Linked DNA regions of Homo sapiens: region 2 is linked to region 1. The links are chromatin loops, found by intact Hi-C in ENCODE. Cell type or tissue: ovary. All regions are shown on one strand. Each heading gives the region's core, and the rest is flanking DNA. Links, peaks and the distances in the headings are about the cores only. Region 1 overlaps NMRK1 (nicotinamide riboside kinase 1). Region 2 overlaps TRPM6 (transient receptor potential cation channel subfamily M member 6).

Region 1 (10,116 bases), core at 1,132-9,131:
TCTCCCTAGACATCTAAATGAAATGCATTTGATTTGTTTGTTTGTTTTTTTACTTTTAGGAAATATTAGGAAGCTGTGATTTTCAAAGCTAATTATGAAAACATTTATCATTGGAATCAGTGGGTGAGTAATTTTGCTACAAACAGCTCTTTAAGATACTGAGGATGTCCAAATGGTGTTTCTGTGTGGATGGAGTGGGGGACGGAGAAGCAGTGAGGATTCCAGAGTCCTGGGGAAGAGCAGACCACTGTGGAATATCAGTGGAGCACTGGCTTCATAAATGCCAACAAGAGATGGAAGAGTTTTCTATAAACAGAGAAACAGAAGAGTCAGTCAACCACATTTACCCACTTTCCCATTTATTTTGTGGAGCTAACACCAGAGACAAGGTCTGATTGGGCACTGCTTTCATTCAGGATGATTTATCATTCCCCATATCATTCTCCTTCATCACGATGGAGGAGAAAACTTAGTTTCTTTCCAGCTGTGCCCAGCTTCAGACATTTGGTATACAGAACACCTTCACCTCCATTCCTTTCCCCCATGTTTTGGGTGGCCTTATGTCCCATGTTGCCCAAGCTAATCCTTGTGGCCCTGGATGCACCTCTCTTTCTCTCAAACATGTTCTAAATTATATGGTCATCCTACCTGTGGTGCCATAGGCAGGCATGCAAATAAAACATCAACATCAACTGAAAATGACATTATTTGTTTTGCTACCATATTATGTTCACCTTTACTCTAAGTATATTCACATTGTTTGTGACCCAATTAATAAAATATCTGAGACTACTTTGTTTGTAATTTTGGGGAAATCATTGTGTTATGGTATTACATTACCATAGTAAGTCATCAATCAGAAGTAAAATTGAGTGAACTAAATGTTAGAACTCTGCTTTGCCTCCCATCTAACCAGAAGAAAAGTTCAGTTTTTCTCTGCAGTACTTCTCTTGTGTTTCTCTTCCTTCTCACCCTCACTGCCACCATCCTGATACAGGCTGTCATTCCCTAGTCCCCATCTTTCCCTTCTAATCTTTCCTACACACCTCTATCAGTTTAATCTTCATACAGAACATTTTGATTATCTGCCTGATGAATGATATTCAGTGGTTCCGAGTTATTGAGAATTAAATCTGAATATCATGATGTATGAAGGCCATCTGTAAGTAATAAAGGAAATGTATTAGCCTCAGGGGTAGCAGGCTGCGGGAAAAATTTGATACAGGAGCTCAGTGGTATCACCAAAGGCAGTTTTTCTCTCTTTTATGTGTCTTTCATTTGGGTTCATCTTAGAATTGGCTTATCCTTTTGGTCACAAAGATCTACTAGGAGCCCTGTGACTTGTTTCTTCATAGCCTGTCACTGGGCAGAAGGGGAAATGCTTCTCTTCCCCTAGGTCATAGGTCTCCCTTTGCTGGATAAGCCTGGTCCACATACACTCAGCCACCATGGTAAAAGAGGTGGGATTACACTGATTGGTTTAGGTCAGTGGGTTCTGTTCTGGAATTGAGAGTGGGAGCAGTCCCAACCGGACCTAGAAAACAGACATGGAACCTGGAGAGGCAACTACAAAGTCCACTACAGGATCCAATCCAGCCTTCATCTGGCATCTCTGTAAATAAGATTTCCCTCTTCTCAATGTCCCAATACAGGGCCGTATACCTAGAAACCTACCTTCTGTCTTGTCCTGTGTACTAGGTACTATCCATAACTCCCTAAGAAAGCCTTCTTTCCACTATCTTTTATTTAGCAAGTGCCATGATTTCTAATTTTTTTCTTTTAAGAAACAGGGTCTCACTATGTTATCCAGGTTGGTCTTGAACTCCTGACCTCAAACAATCTTCCCATCTGGGCCTCCCAAAGTGCTGGGATTACAAGGATGAGCCACTGCTCCTGGCCAAGTGCCTCAGTTTCATTTTAGTGCTGCTGCACCTGTGAAGCCCATGCCGGATTCAGTTAAGGCGACTTTTGTTCCTGCCTTGCATCTTATGAACTTAGCCACTTGCTTCCCTAGGAAGTAATTGTCCAATAAGCCTCAATCGAATAATTACTTCATAGGGAAGTAATAACTTAGTAATTATTCAATTGCAAATAACAGGGGTTCTGAAGGAATTCAGGGGGCATCCATGAACTTCCTGGAAATTTAACACAAATGTAAAGACAGTCATTTTTCTGGGTGTGTTAGTCCATTTGTCTTGCTATAAAGGAATGCCTGAAGCTTAGTAATTTATAAAGAAAAGGAGGTTTATTTGGCTCACTGTTCTGCAGGCTCTACAAGAAACATGGTGGTGATATGTGCTTCTGATGAGGGCCTCAGGAAGCTTACAGTCATGGTGGAAGATGAAGGGGATCCAGCATGTCACATGGCGGAAGAAGGAGCAAGAGAGAGTGAGAGGGAGGTTTCAGACTTTTTAAACAACCAGCTCTCACGTGAACCAACAGAGCAAAAACTCACTCATTACCATGGGGATGGCACCAAACCCTTCATGAGCGATCTGCCCTCATGAGCCAAACACCTGCCAGCAGGCCCCACCTCCAGCTTGGGGATCACATTTCTTTTTTGAGACAGAGTCTTGCTCGCCCAGGCTGGAGTGCAGTGGTGCAATCTCGGCTCACTGCAGCCTCCGCCTCCTGGGTTCAAGCGATTCTCCTGCCTCAGCCTCCCAAGTTGCTGGGACTACAGGCATGCACCACCACGCCCAGCTAATTTTTGTATTTTTAATAGAGGTGGGGTTTCACCATGTTGACCAGGCTGGTCTTGAACTCCTGACCTCAGGTGATCCACCCACCTCGACCTCCCAAAGTACTGGGATTACAGGTGTGAGTCACCGTACCCGGCCAGGGATCACATTTCAATATGAGATCTGGAGGGGACAAACATCCAAACTCAGTCACTGGGGAAAGAGATGATAACCTTCATGGGATTCTCTCAGAGTCCCACAACATAAAAAAGTTTAAATCCATCCTGGCATTAGACTTTCCCATCTCCATTACTTAACATGGACTAGTTTTATTAGTATACAACTTCTCAATCCTTAGTTTCCTCAACTGGAAAATTGGAATATTAACATCTACCTGTTGCAGAATGTATTCTCCACGTGTTTGAGTAATTACAGACAGCCTTTTAACTTCTCCCCAGCCCACTGTTATGTCCAAATACAATGAGCCCTCTTGTTACCTGGCACATAAAAAATAAATGGGCCAGGAGTTGTGCATTTATTTGGGTGTTGTGAGCAAAGAAGGGAGTGGCACCAAGTAGTCACCCTTTTTCCTTCCTCAGATCCTAGGACAGAATGCATGCTGGGCACGCTTCTCCTCAGGTTGGGTAGCACACGCAAGCTACACGTGGTGGTTGTGGGCGTGCCATAGGAAAATGTTCCTATTCCTTTCCCACATGTTTTGGGTGGCCTTCCTATTCCTTTACCCCATCCTATTCCCCCATTCCTATCCCTTTCCCCCATCCTATTCCCTTCCCCAAGGAAGGTTCCTATTCCTTTCCGCCATGTTTTGGGTGGCCTGAGCTGTCACCTGACCAGGATGTCTGCAGTCTGAGTGTGGATCTTAGGTGCAGGCTTGTTTAAATACTTTTTCTCCCCTCTCCTCTCCATATCTCAGACTGTCTTCTAGCCGATCTGTCTCCTCCAAGGCTTGTGCAAAAATGGGGTGTGTATTTCTCATTAGCTTTAGCTAAGTCAGTGAGAAAGGATCTAATTACTACTGTTGGTTTGACTGCGTGATCTTAACAGAGATAAGTCTAAAAAATGACAGATTTTTCTAGCCAGATTGTTCATATTGTAATAAAGTCACCCCTGTTCACTATCTCATTTAAACCAAAACTTAATACCTAAACTATGGACATTTGGTATGGTTTACAGACATTTTTGTTAAAGAAGGGGAAAAGTCATAATATGTTCTTGATACATAGGGTAGCACCCACTCACTTTTCATCGTTTTCAAAGAGATGGCCCATATCCTACCCAATTGTATATCGTAAGGTTACATGAGAAATCTTGTGAATCAGGTTCCTTCTACCTTGAGGTATAAGGTAGTAATTGAGTTATATACAAGCCATTTTGATGAATGGATATTAGTTCATTTTCCCTTTTCTAGATTATAAGTATTTGTGGATTGATCTCATCTGGGATTAAGCAAAGTTTCTTACAAATAGATGTGTAGTCAGGAGGTTTTTGTGCTGTGAACATTTTGGTGGTATGGTGAAATCTTGACCTCAGAGTAATAGTTTTAAGTGTACAAAATAAAATGCAGGAATACAAAAGAAATTGGTTATATTGAAATATAGTTATAAAAATATTTTTAAAAACAAATTTGTGATATTGTGATATATACTCTTCTATGTTAATATATTAAATAACAATAGCCAGAAGTGGGTCTAAACAATGCCATAAATCAGAAACAATAATGAACATCGATGATACTTCAAGATATCCACCCCAACTGCAACATAATATGAAAACATCTGTGATTTCTCTTGGTGAATGTCAGAGGTACTTATATCACTTACATTTATAATTAAAGGAGATGCTAAATTTCTGTCAGAATTCAATGAAAATAAAGGTATAATTTTTTTCTCATTCAAGTTCACAGATGCCCTGACTTATGTTCACAGACATGAGCCCCAGGTTAAAACACGCTTTCAATAAATGACTGAATCGAGAAGTGCCTCCCTCCCGTGTGATCTCCTCGATGCTGCAAAACTAGATCTAAAGAGGAGTAACTCAGTGCCCCTTCTCCTGGACTTCACAGTCCGGTCAGAAGAGACAAATAACTGGCCTGTTGTGATAAGCTACAGCAGACCTCCCAGCTGGCCCCCAGGTGGAGAGAGATGGGGAAAAGGAGGCATCGCAGAGGAAATGTGATTTCATGGTAGGTGGGCTTGTAATAAGCCACTCCTCTGTTTTTTCCACTGTGCCTTGAGGCAAAATCACAGTGACCATATGCAGTTTTATACACTTGCACTAAAATGTGCTACTCATATTCTCTGTGTTGCATATGAACCATGTGAATATTTTGACATAGGCAAAAAAAATTTTGCTTCCAACACAGTGTCTGTATTTTTAAGTGTTAGTGTTACTCAGTTCCCTTACTTGGTAGTTACCTTTCTCCTTCATCTTTCCCAGCTTATTTCTTATTATTAAGTACATCAGATCTACCAGTGCCTGTGGTTTAAGGCACTATCTATGAAAGAAATCATTTTTTTCTTAAATAGTAAATATTGCTTTAAATACCCTCTTAAAAAATTATTTTAAAGTGTTTAATTTTGGGCCAGGCCTGGTGGCTCACGTCCAAGCACTTTGGGAGGCCAAGGCAGGTGGATCATCTGAGGTCAGGAGTTTCAGACCAGCCTGTCTAACATGGCGAAACCCCATCTCTACTAAAAATACAGAAATTAGCCGGGCATGGTGGCGGGCACCTGTAATCCCAGCTCCTCGGGAGGCTGAGGCAGGAGAATCACTTGAACCCATGAATCGGAGGTTGCAGTGAGCCAAGATTGCACCACTGCACTCCAGCCTTGGTGACACAGCGAGACCCTGTCTCTCAAAAAAAAAAAAGTGTTTAATGATTTTTAATGCATTTTCCTTCTTGGTACTTTCTTTTTTCTTTGCTTCAGTGTGACAAACAGTGGCAAAACAACACTGGCTAAGAATTTGCAGAAACACCTCCCAAATTGCAGTGTCATATCTCAGGATGATTTCTTCAAGGTATCTATAAAACTTCTTAAATTATTTATTTAATACAAAAATGTTTAACCACCACGTTAATTGAATTACATCCAAGAAGTCTTTGGCTAGAGATTTACGTTTTGTATTGAAATTAGGCTCAGTGCAATGGTGTTACTTATCCACTAGATGGCACTGTCTATCAGTGCTGATCTTTCTTTGATCATCCAAAGCATTTATTAAAGACTTCTCTCCTTTTTAGTCTATAATTGTATTATTTCTTTCCTACACACTGTTTTGATGGGTACTTTATTATTTTTCCAGCCAGAGTCTGAGATAGAGACAGATAAAAATGGATTTTTGCAGTACGATGGTAAGTAGATTTACTTGTCAAATATTATATGCTTATGTTCATTTTCTTTTTCAAACCCAAAGAACTTCACTATGTTGAAGTTGATGGTTCTGTGGAACAAAAATTTAAAAAAAGAACTTCACTATATCTGTGAAGGCAGTCTTAAAATGTGTTTAAATATATTGTTGTACTTTAAGCCTGCATTTGTAGGTTTCTGATTTATGTTGAACTATTTAAATAAGTTAAAACCTTTTTCCAGTTTTATATTTAAAACTGAAAACACTGGGGCCAGGCTTGGAGGCTTACACCTGTAATGCCAGCACTTTTGGAAGGCCGAGGCAGGCAGATCACTTAAGCTCAGGAGTTTCAGACCAGCCTGAGCAACATAGGGAGATTCCATCTCTACCCAAAAAAATACAAAAATTAGCCAGGTGTGGTGGTGCATGCCTGTAGTCACAGCTCCTTTGGAGGCTAAGGTGGGAGGATCACTTTGCCCAGGACACTGAGTCTGCAGTGAACCGAGATCGCACCACTGTACTCCACCCTGGGTGACAGAGTGAGACCCTGTCTCAAAAATATATATTTTTTAAAATGAAATAATAAAACTGAAAACACTGAAATGATAGATTTTTCTTCTTTTTCATTGAGGTAAAATATGCCTATATAATTTACTATCTTTACCAATCTTAAGTGTACAGTTCATTTGTAATAAATACTTTTTTTTCTCCCTTCATTCCCCCCCACCTGCCTCCCCTTCCGGGTCTCTGGTAACCACCAGTCTACTCTCTATCTTCATGAAATCCACTTGTTTTAGCTCCCACATATGCATGAGGACATGGGATATTTGTCTTTCTATGCCTGACTTATTTCATTTAACATAATGGCCTCCCGTTCCATCCATGTTGCTGCAAATGACAGGACTTCATTCTTTTTAAGGCTGCATGATATTCCATTACATATACACACCATACTTTCTTTGTTCATTTATTCATCGATGGGTATTTAGGTTCATTTCATATTCTGGCTATTTGTGAATAGTGCTGCAATAAACATGGGAGTGCAGCTATTTCTTGGATATATTGATTTCTTTTATTTTGGATATATACCTGGTAATAGAATTGCTGGATCATGAGGTAGTTCTATTTTTAATTTTTTGAGGAATCTCTGTACTTCTCCATAGTGGCTGTACTAATTTACATTCCTTCCAATAGTATATGATGGTTCCCCTTTCTCCACATGGAATCACAGGGTTTTCTTCTGAAGCAAGTTAGGCTTGCTGTCCCTCTGCCCATTCCTGTTCTGAAGATGTATAAGTAGCTACATTGGCCACCCTCAACCACCCATGAGAGAATTTTGCCTGGAGCAAACTATATTCTCTCATTCTTTCAGCTTTCCTTCTTGGTGGCCAAAGTACTAGGCCACTGTGGTTTGGTTTTGTTTTTTTCTCTGTTCAGAAAGGTTTGTGAATATATTTTAGATGGATTCTCCTCATTCCTTACTCCAAGCTCACAGTTTTGAAGCCAAAGGATTACAGCCTATCATAAAACATTTTTTGTAGAGAATATCATGCTAATAGGCAGTTTAATATTTGATTATCTTATTAACTTTTATAATTAAAAAGATGATCATTGAATACTTACACAAACTAGTGACAGAGGGAGCTCTCTTTAAAAAGTCATAATGTTCTCTATTTTTAACTGATAACCTTTTAGGAAAAGTGTTATCAATCAGTTCTTACAGACACATAATAGTTTTATGAGAGGCAAAATTCTTGACTCACTCTCTGTTCTTGCATCTTGAGTTGCAGCCAGGATCATTTTTTTTTTCTTCTCTTCCTCTCGTCCAGAGGTTAGTGAGAAAAATCATTACAAAGTAAGGGTGAAAAACAAGGAAAAACAGTTTTCAACAATTGGAAAAGAATTACTATTTCTAATTTTTAATGAATTCTTACAAACTGATAAGAAAAACTAATATCCCAGTAGGAAAAGGGCCTAAGGATGTGAATAAGCTCTTCATAGAAGCAGTCAGTTATTGGATTAATAAATGTACAATAAAAGTCAACCTTAAAGAACTGCAAGTTACTTTTTTTCCCACTTACCAAGTAAACGAAGATGTTTAAAGCAATGATAATTAGCCAGTGATAGCATGGGCTCAGTAAAACAAAGGCCCTAATATACTTTAGATGGAAGTATATAGATAAATTGGTACAGTCTTTCTGGAAAGGAGGTTGAGCATGTGTCCCAAACTTAGCATGTTCATGCCATGACTTCAAGCATCTCACATCAGGAATCTATCTTAAGGAAAAACTTGAACATTTTAGGTAAATGTACAAATTTAAGGTAAATCAAAGTACTAGTCAAGGCTTTCTGAGCACAAACAGGATAGTTTTAAAATGTGGAACTACCAAGTTTGTAGAGGAAATAATTCATTTTCAATGGAATATAGTTGATTAATATGAAAGAAGTCAAAACAAAAATTAAAAATCAAGGGATGGCCGGGTGTGGTGGCTCACACCTGTAAGCCCAGCTCTTTGGGAGGCCAAGGTGGGTAGATTACTTGAGTCCAAGGGGTTCAAGACCAGCCTGAGCAACATGGCAAAACCCTGTCTCTACAAAAAATACAAAAATTAGCCAGGTGTGGTGGTGCGCACCTGTGGTCCCAGCTACCAAGGAGACTGAGGCGAGAGGCTCACTTGAGCCCGGGAGGCAAAGGCTATAGTGAGCCGAGATATGCCACTGCACTCCAGCTTAGGTGACAGAGTGAGACTGTCTCAAAAAAATAAATAAATAAATCAAAAGATGGTGGAAAAATAGAAAATAATAGTAAGATGATAGATTTAAGCCCAAATATACCAGTAGCCACATTAAGTGAAAGGAACTAAAATACTCCAAAAATTGTCAGACTGGTATTTTTTTTTTTAAGCCAACAATAAGCTCCTTAAAAGAGAAAGACTTAATGGCCAGGTGCGGTAACTCACGCCTATAGTCCCAGCTACTCAGGAAGCCGAAGCGGGAGAATCACTTGAACCTGGGAGGCTGAGGTTGCAGTGAGCCAAGGTTGTGCCACTGCACTCCAGTCTGGGCAACAGAGCGAGACTCTGTCTCAAAAAAGAAAAAAAAGAAAAAGGATATGTATAAGGACATAGAAATATAGGCCGTAAAAGGCTAGAAAAAGATCCATGATGGAAACACCTACTGAAAGAACTGTTATAACTCTAGCAACTATACTAATACCAAACGAAGTAAACTTTAAGGCTGAGTATTACTGAGAGAGAGAGAAATGAGTTACTTCGACAGGAAGATAAAACAACCTAAAATTTTTATCTACCTAATACCATAACATTAAAATGCATTAAGTAAACACTGACAGAGCTAAGAGGAGAGAAAGACACAAATCCACAATCGGTGTGGGAGTTTTTTGTTTGTTTGTTTATTTTTTATTGAGATGGAGTCTCACTCTGTCACCCAGGCTGCAGTGCAGTGGTGTGATCTTGGCTCACTGCAACCTCTGCTGCCCAGGTTCAAACAATTCTCATGCCTCAGCCTCCTGAGTAGCTGGGACTACAGCCACACACCACCACGCCTGACTAATTTTTTTTTTTAAAGTAGATTTGGGGTTTTGCCATGTTGGCCAGGCTGGTCTCCAACTCCTGACCTTAGGTGATCTGCCCACCTCAGCCTCCCAAAGTACTGGGATACAGGTGTGAGCCACCACGCCTAGCTGATGAGGGGGATTTTAACACAACTTCCTTTGTGTATTAGTTTGCTAGGGCAACATAACAAAGTACCACAGAATGCCTTAAACAACAGAAAATTATTGTCTCACAATTCAAGAGGCCAGAAGTCTGAGATCCAGGTGTCAGCAGGGTGGGTTCCCTCTGAGGCTGTGAGGGAGACTCTTTTCGGTGCCCCTCTCCTGGCTTCTGGTGTTTGCTGAAATCTCCGGCAGCCTTGGTTTCGGCTGCATCACCCCAGTCCCTGACTACATCTCCACATGGTGCTCTCCCTGTGTGTGTCTGAATTTTCTCCTTCTGTAACCAGTCATATTGCATCAGGTACCCACCCTACTCCAGTGTGACCTCACCTT
Region 2 (10,116 bases), core at 1,511-9,510, 300 kb after region 1:
TTTTATTTTCCTAACCTATGGTCCAACTGGGGGCAAACTTAGATATTAGCTAATCAAAAAGTGTTCACAATTCATTACTGCTTAAACAAAGAAGCACAGATTCTCTCCTCTCAGCACATTTATATTATTCCATAGACCAAGTTGACTTGAAATGCATACTGTGTGAGAAAACAAGAGTTTAGCCAAAGAAAGTCTAGCTGTTCCTGCACAAGGGTGTTTTAGTCAATGACTAGACAATCTTATTATTTGCAGGTATAGTTATGATGGCTGCTGGTGTTTGGTTTCTTTTGAACTTCAAATCTGTGGTAAAATTCTGGTTGTACTATGCTCTTTTGCAGACAGCAAACATGTTCTATATTGTGATCATCATGGCCATAGTCCTGCTGAGCTTTGGAGTGGCACGCAAGGCCATCCTTTCGCCAAAAGAGCCACCATCTTGGAGTCTAGCTCGAGATATTGTATTTGAGCCATACTGGATGATATACGGAGAAGTCTATGCTGGAGAAATAGATGGTGTGTATGGGATTTTACCGTCATGCAGAAATTGTGCCTTCATAGTTAACAAGAGTAAAATACATCTGAAAAACAATCATCTAAATCTTAAAAATGTTTGAATTTATGGTATTCTGTGCAGTTAATGTGCTAAATGTGTGTCTAGAGTGGCAGGACTGTGATTCATCTTATCTTTCATTCTTTTAAAATTCTTTATTTGTAGTTTGTTCAAGCCAGCCATCCTGCCCTCCTGGTTCTTTTCTTACTCCATTCTTGCAAGCTGTCTACCTCTTCGTGCAATATATCATCATGGTGAACCTGTTGATTGCTTTCTTCAAGTAGGTTATTTCAATTAAATATGATTATTTAAATAAGAAATGTGGGCAGATATGTTGAGTAGATTCACATGTACTTTGAGTATGTAACCTTTGATTTTTGTGTGTTCTATATTTATTATTATTGTTTTGAAATATGCACATAAAACTACTGATAAGAAGGACATGGAGCATGGGAAACAGTGAAATAATAAATGCAGTCATCCATCGTTATCTGTGGAGGACTTGTTCTAGGACCCCCTGCAGATACCAAACTCTATGGATGCTCCAGTCCCTTATAGAAAATGGTGTAGTATTTCATATAACCTAGGCACATCCTCCTGTATACTTTAAAGCATCTCTAAATTCTCTATAATACCTAATATAGTATTAATGCGATGTAAATGGTTGCTATACTGTATTGTTGAGGGAATAATGACAAAGATAAAACGTCTCTGCATGTTCAGCACAGACACGATCATCCTTTTCTTTTCCCCAAATATTTTCAATCTGTGGTTATTTGAATCCACAGATGTGGAACCCGCAGATATGGAGAACTGACTGTGGGGGGAAAGTACAATGTAACAACATCAAAATGCAAGGAGATCTTGAGTTGTGATTAGGCAGTAAGTTCGAATTATGAAAGGATAGCAAGTGATGGAATTGCAAGTTGGTTAAGGAGTTCTTGATATGCTTTCTTCACTTGCTCCCAGCTTCCCCTGTTCTCTGTTTTCTCTCTTTCTCTCTCTCTCTTTCTTCCTCTCCTTTCCTCTCCTCTCCTTTCCTCTCTTTCGTTTCCTTTTCTTTTCTTTTCCTTTCTTTCTTTTTCTTCTTTTTTTTTTTTTTTTTGAGATAGAGTCTTGCTCTGTTACCCAGGCTGGAGTGCAGTTGGTGTGACCCCAGCTCACTGCAACCTCTGCCTCCTGGGTTCAAGCAATTCTCCTGCCTCAGCCTCCCAAGTAGATGGGATTACAGGCGCCTGCCACCATGCCTGGCTAATTTTTGTATTTTTAGTAGAGACGGGGTTTCACCGTGTTGACCAGGCTGGTCTCAAATTCCTGACCTCAAGTGATCCACCTGCCTCTGCCTCCCTAAGTGCTGGGATTATAGGAGTGAGCCACTGTGCCAGGCCCTCTGTTTTCTTCTCTGTCACTTCTCACTACTTCTCAATCTTCTTTTCTGGATCATCTTCTCCCCAACCTTTTAACATTGGAATGTCCCTGAGCCCGGACCTGCCTCTTCCTTTATTTATGCTTTTTGTGATCTCTTTCAGTTTCCTGTATATCCTGAGCACACCCAATTTATATCCCCAGCCCAGTTCTCTTTCTTAAACTCCAGCCATGGAGATCCAACTGGCCCCTTCCTTCACCAGTTAGAAATTTAATAGATTTCTAAAATTTAAAATACCCAAACTCTTCATCTCCCCTCTTTCCCAACATACTTTTATTTATAATATTTAATGTAGTCTTTCCCAAATCTGTGAGGAAGAACACGAGTTTTTGTTGATGTTCCAGCTTTTCAGTTGTTTACACCAAAAACTAAGTAGTCCTTCTTACTTTTTCTCTGCTCTACACCATGATTCTGTACATGGAGTCATTCTTAATGTCTCTTGAACCTCTACCTCTAAACTCTCAGGAACTTCTGTTAACTCAACCTTCAAATAGATAACTGATTTAATGACCTCTCACTACCCCACTGTTACCACAGAGCCTCTAATTTATCTCTCTGCTTCTGTCTTTGACTCCCTATATTCTTTTCTCAACACAGTAGTCCAAATGACCCTTTAAAAGCAGACATCAGAGGATATTACTCTTCTGCTCCAAACTCTTCAGTGCCTCCCATTTTACTTCTGGGTAAAAGTTTAAGTCACTACAATGACTTATATGGCCCCATGTGAGTTGGCTTTTCTGTCACTTCGTTTTTTTTTTTTTGAGACGGAGTTTCACTTTTGTCACCCAGGCTAGAGTGCAATGGCACGATCTCAGCTCACTGCAACCTCTGCCTCCCAGGTTCAAGCAGGTGTCCTACCTCAGCCTCCCAAGTGGCTGGGATTGCAGGTGTGTGCCACACACCTGGCTAATTTTTGTATTTCTAGTAGAGACAGGGTTTCACCCTGTTGGCCAGGCTGGTCTCAAATTCCTGCACCCACCTCGGCCTCCCAAAGTGCTGGGATTACAGGTGTGAGCCACCATGCCTGGCCCCTGTCACTTTTTTTTTTTTGAGTCTCTCTCTGTTGTCCAGGCTGGACTGCACTGGTGTTATCTCGGCTCACTGCAACCTTTGCCTCCCGGGTTCAAGTGATTCTTCTGCCTCAGCCTCCCGAGTAGCTGGGACTACAGGTGCATGCCACCACACCCGGCTAATTTTTGTATTTTTAGTAGAGACAGAGTTTCACCATATTGGCCAGGCTGGTCTTGAACTCCTGACCTTGTGATCCGCCCACCTTGGCCTCCCAAAGTGCTGGGATTACAGGTGTGAGCCACTGCGCCCAGCCGTCACTTCTTAAATCATGCATCACACTAGTCTTCCCCTGACCCATTCCTCTCCAACCACATTGGCCCCTCAGTTTTTCAGACCATACAGGTGCCTTTGCACTTGCTATTCCCTCTGCCTAGAATGCTTTTCCTGCAGCTACCAGTATGGGCCACTTCCTCACCTCTTCTCGTCTTGCTCAGAAGCAAGCAATTTACCTCAAACACTGAAAAGAGTGCCTGACACATATTTGTTTCCTAGACAAAAGAAACCAAGTGAAGTAATGGGAAGAAACTCATATTTTCTAGATGCCTCTTAACTGTCAGGCACTGTGCTAGGTATTTGATTCCTTGCTTATCTTACTGAAGAGGAAAATATAACAAGTAACAAAAGTAGGGAAGACAGGGGTTGAGAGTCAGCAAAGTAAATCAAAATTCTTTTAAAAAAAAAGTGACTGCTGTGTTGTTACCTAAACATGGGGAAGACATACCTTCCTGCTGGTTATATGATAGTCATCATCTCTCTTAGCCCAACCATTTTAGGAACTTGGAATATTTGCTGGTGTTTAGTTATAATAGCTATTTTTATAGATCAGATAATAAAAGGATCTGAGTTTTTTGTGGGGGCATGGGGAGAGATAGGGATTCACTCTGTCACTCAGGCTGGAGTGGTGCAGTGGTGTGATCTCAGTTCACTGCAACCTCCGCCTCCCTGGTTCAAGCAATCCTCCCACCTCAACCTCCCGAGTAGCTGGGACCACAGGTGCATGCCACTATGTCCAGCTAAATTTTGTATTTTTGGTAGAGACAGGGTTTCACCATGTTGCCCAGGCTGGTAGTCTGAGATTTTTGTTTATTAAAAATGTCCAGTGTCTCACTGCCCGTTTGCTCTCAGGGGAAAGGCTCACACCCCGCATCTTAGCCCCAGGAAGGTAAGTGGGGGCTGTTGATGGGATGGTGTGATGCTCCTGCTGTGGGTGTCACCAGGAGGCTCTTTGGACTCTTTGGGAAGGAGTGTTGCCTGGTGAGGTGGTGCACTCCCAGTCACTAGGGGTGTACACTCGAGGTTGGGTGAACACCTGCTGCTCATGGTACCCAGTGAGTCTTGCCCAAGCAGGCAGCTGGGCAGAGGCCCTTCTGGATCTTGGAGTCCAAAGAACTGTAGAGCAGCCCAAGGGGTGTGGGTCAATTTTGAGTGGGAGCCAAGTCTGGGAGCCCGTGTGCATCATGTTTGGGTCTGGTTGGCTTGGCCACCACTGAAAGAAGTGATAAGTATGGGCTCCTGGTACCTGCAGATCTCCTGCAAACGGCCCAGAGAACAGCCTTGAAGCCACCTTTCCCTTCCAGGGGACTGACCCTGTCCCTAATGCTGCAGTGGCGTCCAGGGATCAGTGGAACATTGCTTTGAGAACTCTCCTGCCTATTATGGAGGCAGCACAAAGCTGGTGCCCCCTGAGCCAACATGGCACTGGGATGGCTTTTTAGGACAGAACTCTGTTGGTGACAGTCACATCTCAAACATAATAGCTGATTTTAAAAGCCAGCAGCAGCAAAGCCATATACCTGAGTATAGGTGGCAGTTGCAGAGAGCCATGGGCTGGAGAGGGTCAGATGGGGCCTCCCACAGGGGGATCCTGTGGGGGCTGCAGCTCAGAGTGACTCCCAGCTCTGTCACTAGCAGGGCGACCCCTTCCTTCTGGAGCCTTAGCTCTGAAAAGCCCCTGGTGGGGGTGCCCTTTCAGATGCCCCCTTTCCATTTCAAAGGCTCTGATTCTCGATCTTGAAGCCAAATGCAGCACCGACACTCGGCTTCAGTTTCCACTGGGACAGCTGGAGGTCTCCTTTCTAGCCCCAGCCCAGGCGGCCAAGCCCATCCTGGCATCAGAACATGCTGAGCGGCATTTTGTAGGGTGGCACCTTTTTATCCAAGTTGCTAGCTACACATCAGTGTTTAAAGAGAAAAGAGTGACCTTTCATTTTTTTTCTTGAAACTTGAGGAAACAGGATACATAACTACTGATTTGTTTGTTCTTAAAGAAAACTAAATGCACGACTGCAGAGTGCTAGAGGTGTGTATTTTTCATACTGTGGGGGAAAGTATTTGTGCTGCTTTTTGGAGATATACTGGGATGTCTGGTTTCTGTCCCCGGGCCTGGCAGCTACGTCTATTTTCTGTAGAAGGTGCCACAGTGAGACCTGGAGCCACCCCTTCCTGCCCTGGCACGGTTTAGAGCTGGGAGCCTATGGACTCTTGGCCTGTTTCTACCTTCTATTCAACCACTCTGATGTGGGGAGACAAAAAGAAATATAACTTTTTGATAGTGTGGTAGAAACATTGATTTGAACTATTTTAGTAGAAGGAGTAGCAAACAAGACTGTGGTAGTGTATACTTTGAGCTAGATAAATAAAGGCCTCTTTGTGAGCCTCCTGGCCAACAACAACAACAAATGTCCAGTGTCAAAAAAGAAGTTGAGAAATCCTCGCATAGGACAAATTTCTCACGTTAGAGATGAACACACTGAAGACCATACAAAGTGACCAACCCCAGATCTGACTACTTGTCCAGGAGCTGGTTACAGACAATTCTTTATAAAATAATTGAAAAAAACAAAAACCAACCAACCAACCCCCAAAATTTAAATACACTGTTAAGTCGCCACCTGCTGGTGGAAGGCTGTTGTCACGTTGGAGTGAAACTGCTATTAATAGCATGTGCAACCCTAGAGTTTCCCACTCATTGACCAGGCCCCAAAAATGTGCATTTCTGACATGTTCTCAGGTGATGCTGCTGCTGCTGGTTCAGAAAACATGCTTGAGAACTCCTGATATAACCCAGTCATCTATGTTTCAATCACCTTCTTTATGGATTCTGAGAAACTTCTATTCTTACCCAAAGATGGCTTTCTCCAGGATAATCCTGGTTCCTTTTCTTTATCACTGTTCAAGTTATGGGTTATCTGTGTTTTTATTTGCTAAATTTGGCTGCCTTCCTCCAGTTCTACTCTGCTATCTTTCTCTAAATAAACTAAAATTTTGACACTGCAAGAAGAAGAATTGTTTTAAAAAGAAACTAAATTTTGTTAGTCTATGCAAAATATTAAGATGGACATCTTATTTTGTTCCTCTTATATCATATTATATACTTAAAGTTAAGTAGTTAAGGATGGTATATTGTTTCAGAATAACTGTACCTCCAATCATTACCCCCATGGCAAGTTCTATAATATCAACATTCACCATCCTATCTCCATGTTACAACTACAAAGTGACCTACCAATAAGGAGTTACTTTTATTGTAAAGTTAATGTAAATAATTTGTCTGGATTTTAATAGAAGCTCTGTTTTTTAAGATGAATTGATTCTTCTTCCGTTTCTTCACTAACACTGTACTGTTTGCATATTTTAACTGGGATTTTTCTAGCAGTTCTCACATTTGACATTAGGTAGATGATACAGAGGAACATTAAAGCTGTTTCCCATAAACGATGAATTATGGACTGAAAAGAGCTTCTTATGTGAGAAGAGATGGTGACTTGAGAGTAGTGTTGAGTTCCAGAATGGATTTTCTGTTCATTACACTGAAAATGTTGGCATTTTCTTTTCTCTGATTGTAATGTCTGCCTTCTGCTTGTTATTCTGATTAGCATGTTTCATTGTAGAAGGTAGCTAATATATTTTGTTTGGTGGAAGAAGAATTGTAAACACGTGGATAGTATTTGTATTGGGTAACTGCCGGTAATGTCAGGTGAGCCAATCATAAATGTTGGAAAATATAGACTCTGTTACCTTTCAAGACTTCATATTAAAACATTGTCCCTCTCTTACTTCATCTTACAGCAACGTTTACTTAGATATGGAATCCATTTCAAATAACCTGTGGAAATACAACCGCTATCGCTACATCATGACCTACCACGAGAAGCCCTGGCTGCCCCCACCTCTCATCCTGCTGAGCCACGTGGGCCTTCTCCTCCGCCGCCTGTGCTGTCATCGAGCTCCTCACGACCAAGAAGAGGGTGACGTTGGATTAAGTAAGTTGTTCTATGTGAGGCAGGAGAAAGAGAGCAAAAAGTAGGATTCAAGGCAAAGATGCACTGGAGTATTATAAATTAAGTTCAGGGCACTGTGGGGCTCTGGGAGTTCCCTGACAATAGAATATCAGCTGATGCTCTGGGTCTGAGTAAATATATTGACCTCATTATGAGGTCGCAGTGCCTTTTGCCAAGATGAACGGATACTTAGAAAGGGATAGGTAGGAAGAGAATCTCTGCTTGATTGTGTAAAGGCTTTATGTCACATGGAAAACTTGTGTTTTCTCTGCTGACCGGAGAACTCATCAGAATAACTCCTAGAGAGTGGTCATGTGACGTGTACTGTTCTCCTTGTTGTGGAAGATGGAATTCAGACAGAATGGAGTTACAGAAGGCCTTGGGGTCTAAGAGAAAAGATAAGCAAAGCTGGGCTTTAACCAGAGTCACGATCCTCTGGTTCTCTAATCTACTGAGCATGGAGGTGATTCTGAAATGGATGTTTCTTATTTTCAAGAACCTCAACTCAGAAACTGGGTGCGGTAGTGCATGCCTGTAGTCCTAGCTACTCAGGAGGTTGAGGCACAAGAATTGCTTGAGCTCAGAAGTTTAAAGCTGGGGTGCACCATGATCATGCCTGTGAATAGCCACTTCGGCCTGGGCAACACTGTGAGTCAGGATGCGGAAATAGGGGTTCTCACTTGTGTTTTTTCATAAGCTTATATATTTTGAGGTTTTCCTAATTCATCTTGTTTAGCCAGATCTTCACTGCATGATATGACTATCGTACTAATTGTTGTCAGAGAACATTGCGTTTGGTGGTTTTATTCTGTAGTTCCTGTCAAGCAGTTCCACAATTGGTACCAGGCCCATTTCTAGATAGTTCCCAGAAATACAGGAAGCAGGGGGCATAAATGCGCAATCCTCTTCCCAATTCCTAAATCTAAAATACCTCTGAAAACTGAAATCCTTTTTTCTTCACAAATTGGGGAAAGACTCATTTGGCCAAAAAAGGCTGATGAGAATTGATGCGAAGCCATTTATTCTCTTTATTTCTTGTAGTATGAATATTCATTGATGTTGGCTGCAGAAAATAGCAATATGTTTGATTTTAGGGATTGCTTTAATCTTAACTAGGGATTTCACTTCATTTATGACATACTCACTATATTAATTTTCTGAAACTAGAAAAAAACAGTTCTGAATTCTAAAATACTCTGGACTCCAGGAGTTTCAGCTAAGGGGATAGCGGGCTATTTATGTGTTTAGGTAGGTCCTTAGGGGGACAGGTCATCCCCTGCAGTATATTATGGGGTTGACAGGGTGATATGCTTTTGCTGGTGGTAGGTGACTCTGTGAAGTATTTTTTCTCCTCCTAAGTCACTTTGAAGATTTTTTTTTCTTTTTCATACCCTGCTCCCTGACCAAGAGATTCAGCCTTTGTACGAAAGCCAAAGCATACCTGAAGTTAACTTGAAGGCTTATAATTATACTGTAAATTTCAGGCCGCTAATAGAGAGACGTCCCAGGCTTTGGCTGCAGAACCATTGCAACCTAATAGCAGAATGTGAATCACTTGATAAATCCTGGAATTGACTAGGATTTGCCCAGACTTCCTAGTACCACATGAAAGAACGTTTCCTGGGTTCACCTTGGTCTGTGCTTATAGGATGATTCATATAAAACTCAAGTAAAGTTTAAAATGAATTCACCCTGAGCTTTGTGGAACATTGTTGAATTTTCATAACATTGCTTCTGATCCTTTATATTGAGGATAAAGACATTTACACAAGGGGCAGCAGTGCCACCTTGCGGACAATTACAGGAAAGCGCCACATACTGCAAGCTGCGCCTGTCATTGGAATTACTCTGGATTGTTTGCTCTCAGGGATCCACATAAGGTTCACATCATGACACCTGTAAAGTTTCTTGCTCATAGGAGATTCTTTAGTGAAAGAAGACATTAGAGTTGGGTAGGGGGTGGGAGATACCGAATCTTTTCAGTGTCTGAAAATTTTTTTCCTGCCATTTAAATCAGAAAGCACTGTATACCTGAGTTGTGAATACATTTTACAGCTGAATAATACTTTTAGCCATGTTTTCAATTTAAAATTCAGATTTTTTGTCATTAATTTTAACAGAAAATAATGTAACAATTGCATTTTAAATAAATTCTGGAGAATTGTATTAGTTCTTTTTCTCCTAATGTAAGCAAAACCATTCAAGAAAGAGAACTTTCCAATTTAATCCTTTTAGCAGCATCACTTCATTATATATTTTCTAAGTATTATAAACTTGCTTAAAAGATGGTATATTATTCTATTAGGCAACAGTGAAAGCCAAGGTAATAGACCAAATGTGAATGCTGGAGTTTGATGAAGAATTGTGTTAGCCTTATAATATCACTTAGTGATGTGTCTTTTTAATGAGTTATTTATAATTGTGTCAGAGAAGGTATACAGCTGTGATTGGCCATTGAATGGTAATAATAACATCTCATTCTTCAGTAGAAGGATTTAGTATGCACAAACTCTGCGTAACAAGGTGAAACTTTCTTATACTTACTGGATTAATTTCAATAGACTGCCTTCTTCTAATCTTGCATTTAACCTATTGGTTATTTACTGTCATTGTAATAGCTAAAAGAGTTGGAAGACAGGTTGATTAATGAGCACAAATATACACTTTGATAGAAGAAATAAGACCTAGTGTTCAATAGATTGGTAGGGTTTTTGTTGTTGTTGTTGTTGTTGTTGTTTGAGATGGAGTCTCGCTCTGTTGCCCAGGCTGGAGTGCAGTGGAGCGATCTC

Evidence for each region. A loop is a pair of places that touch in the nucleus more often than their neighbours do. Peaks named below come from ENCODE experiments on the same cell type or tissue, not always from the same donor. Only the 100,000 strongest peaks of a DNase experiment are listed, where the experiment ranks them.
Region 2: a loop joins it to region 1, with 24 times the contacts of the local background. A loop is called at or near these places in 104 of 110 quality-filtered maps.

What each region holds. Positions count from the first base shown.
Region 1 is chr9:75,073,094-75,083,209 of GRCh38, reverse strand. NMRK1 (nicotinamide riboside kinase 1) reads left to right here. Exons shown (of 9, transcript NM_017881.3): 2 at 60-123; 3 at 5,630-5,720; 4 at 6,003-6,051. The coding sequence starts at 95. Among named protein-coding and RNA genes, the nearest start is that of NMRK1, 10 kb to the left of the region's middle. In ovary, for the core only: a CTCF peak has its summit at 5,890 (motif pointing right); no DNase peak of the experiment used is centred there.
Region 2 is chr9:74,773,076-74,783,191 of GRCh38, reverse strand. It overlaps TRPM6 (transient receptor potential cation channel subfamily M member 6), which reads left to right. Exons shown (of 39, transcript NM_017662.5): 22 at 339-513; 23 at 716-830; 24 at 7,116-7,309. Among named protein-coding and RNA genes, the nearest start is that of TRPM6, 110 kb to the left of the region's middle. In ovary, for the core only: a CTCF peak has its summit at 9,127 (motif pointing left); DNase peaks (open chromatin) are centred at 5,950 and 9,131.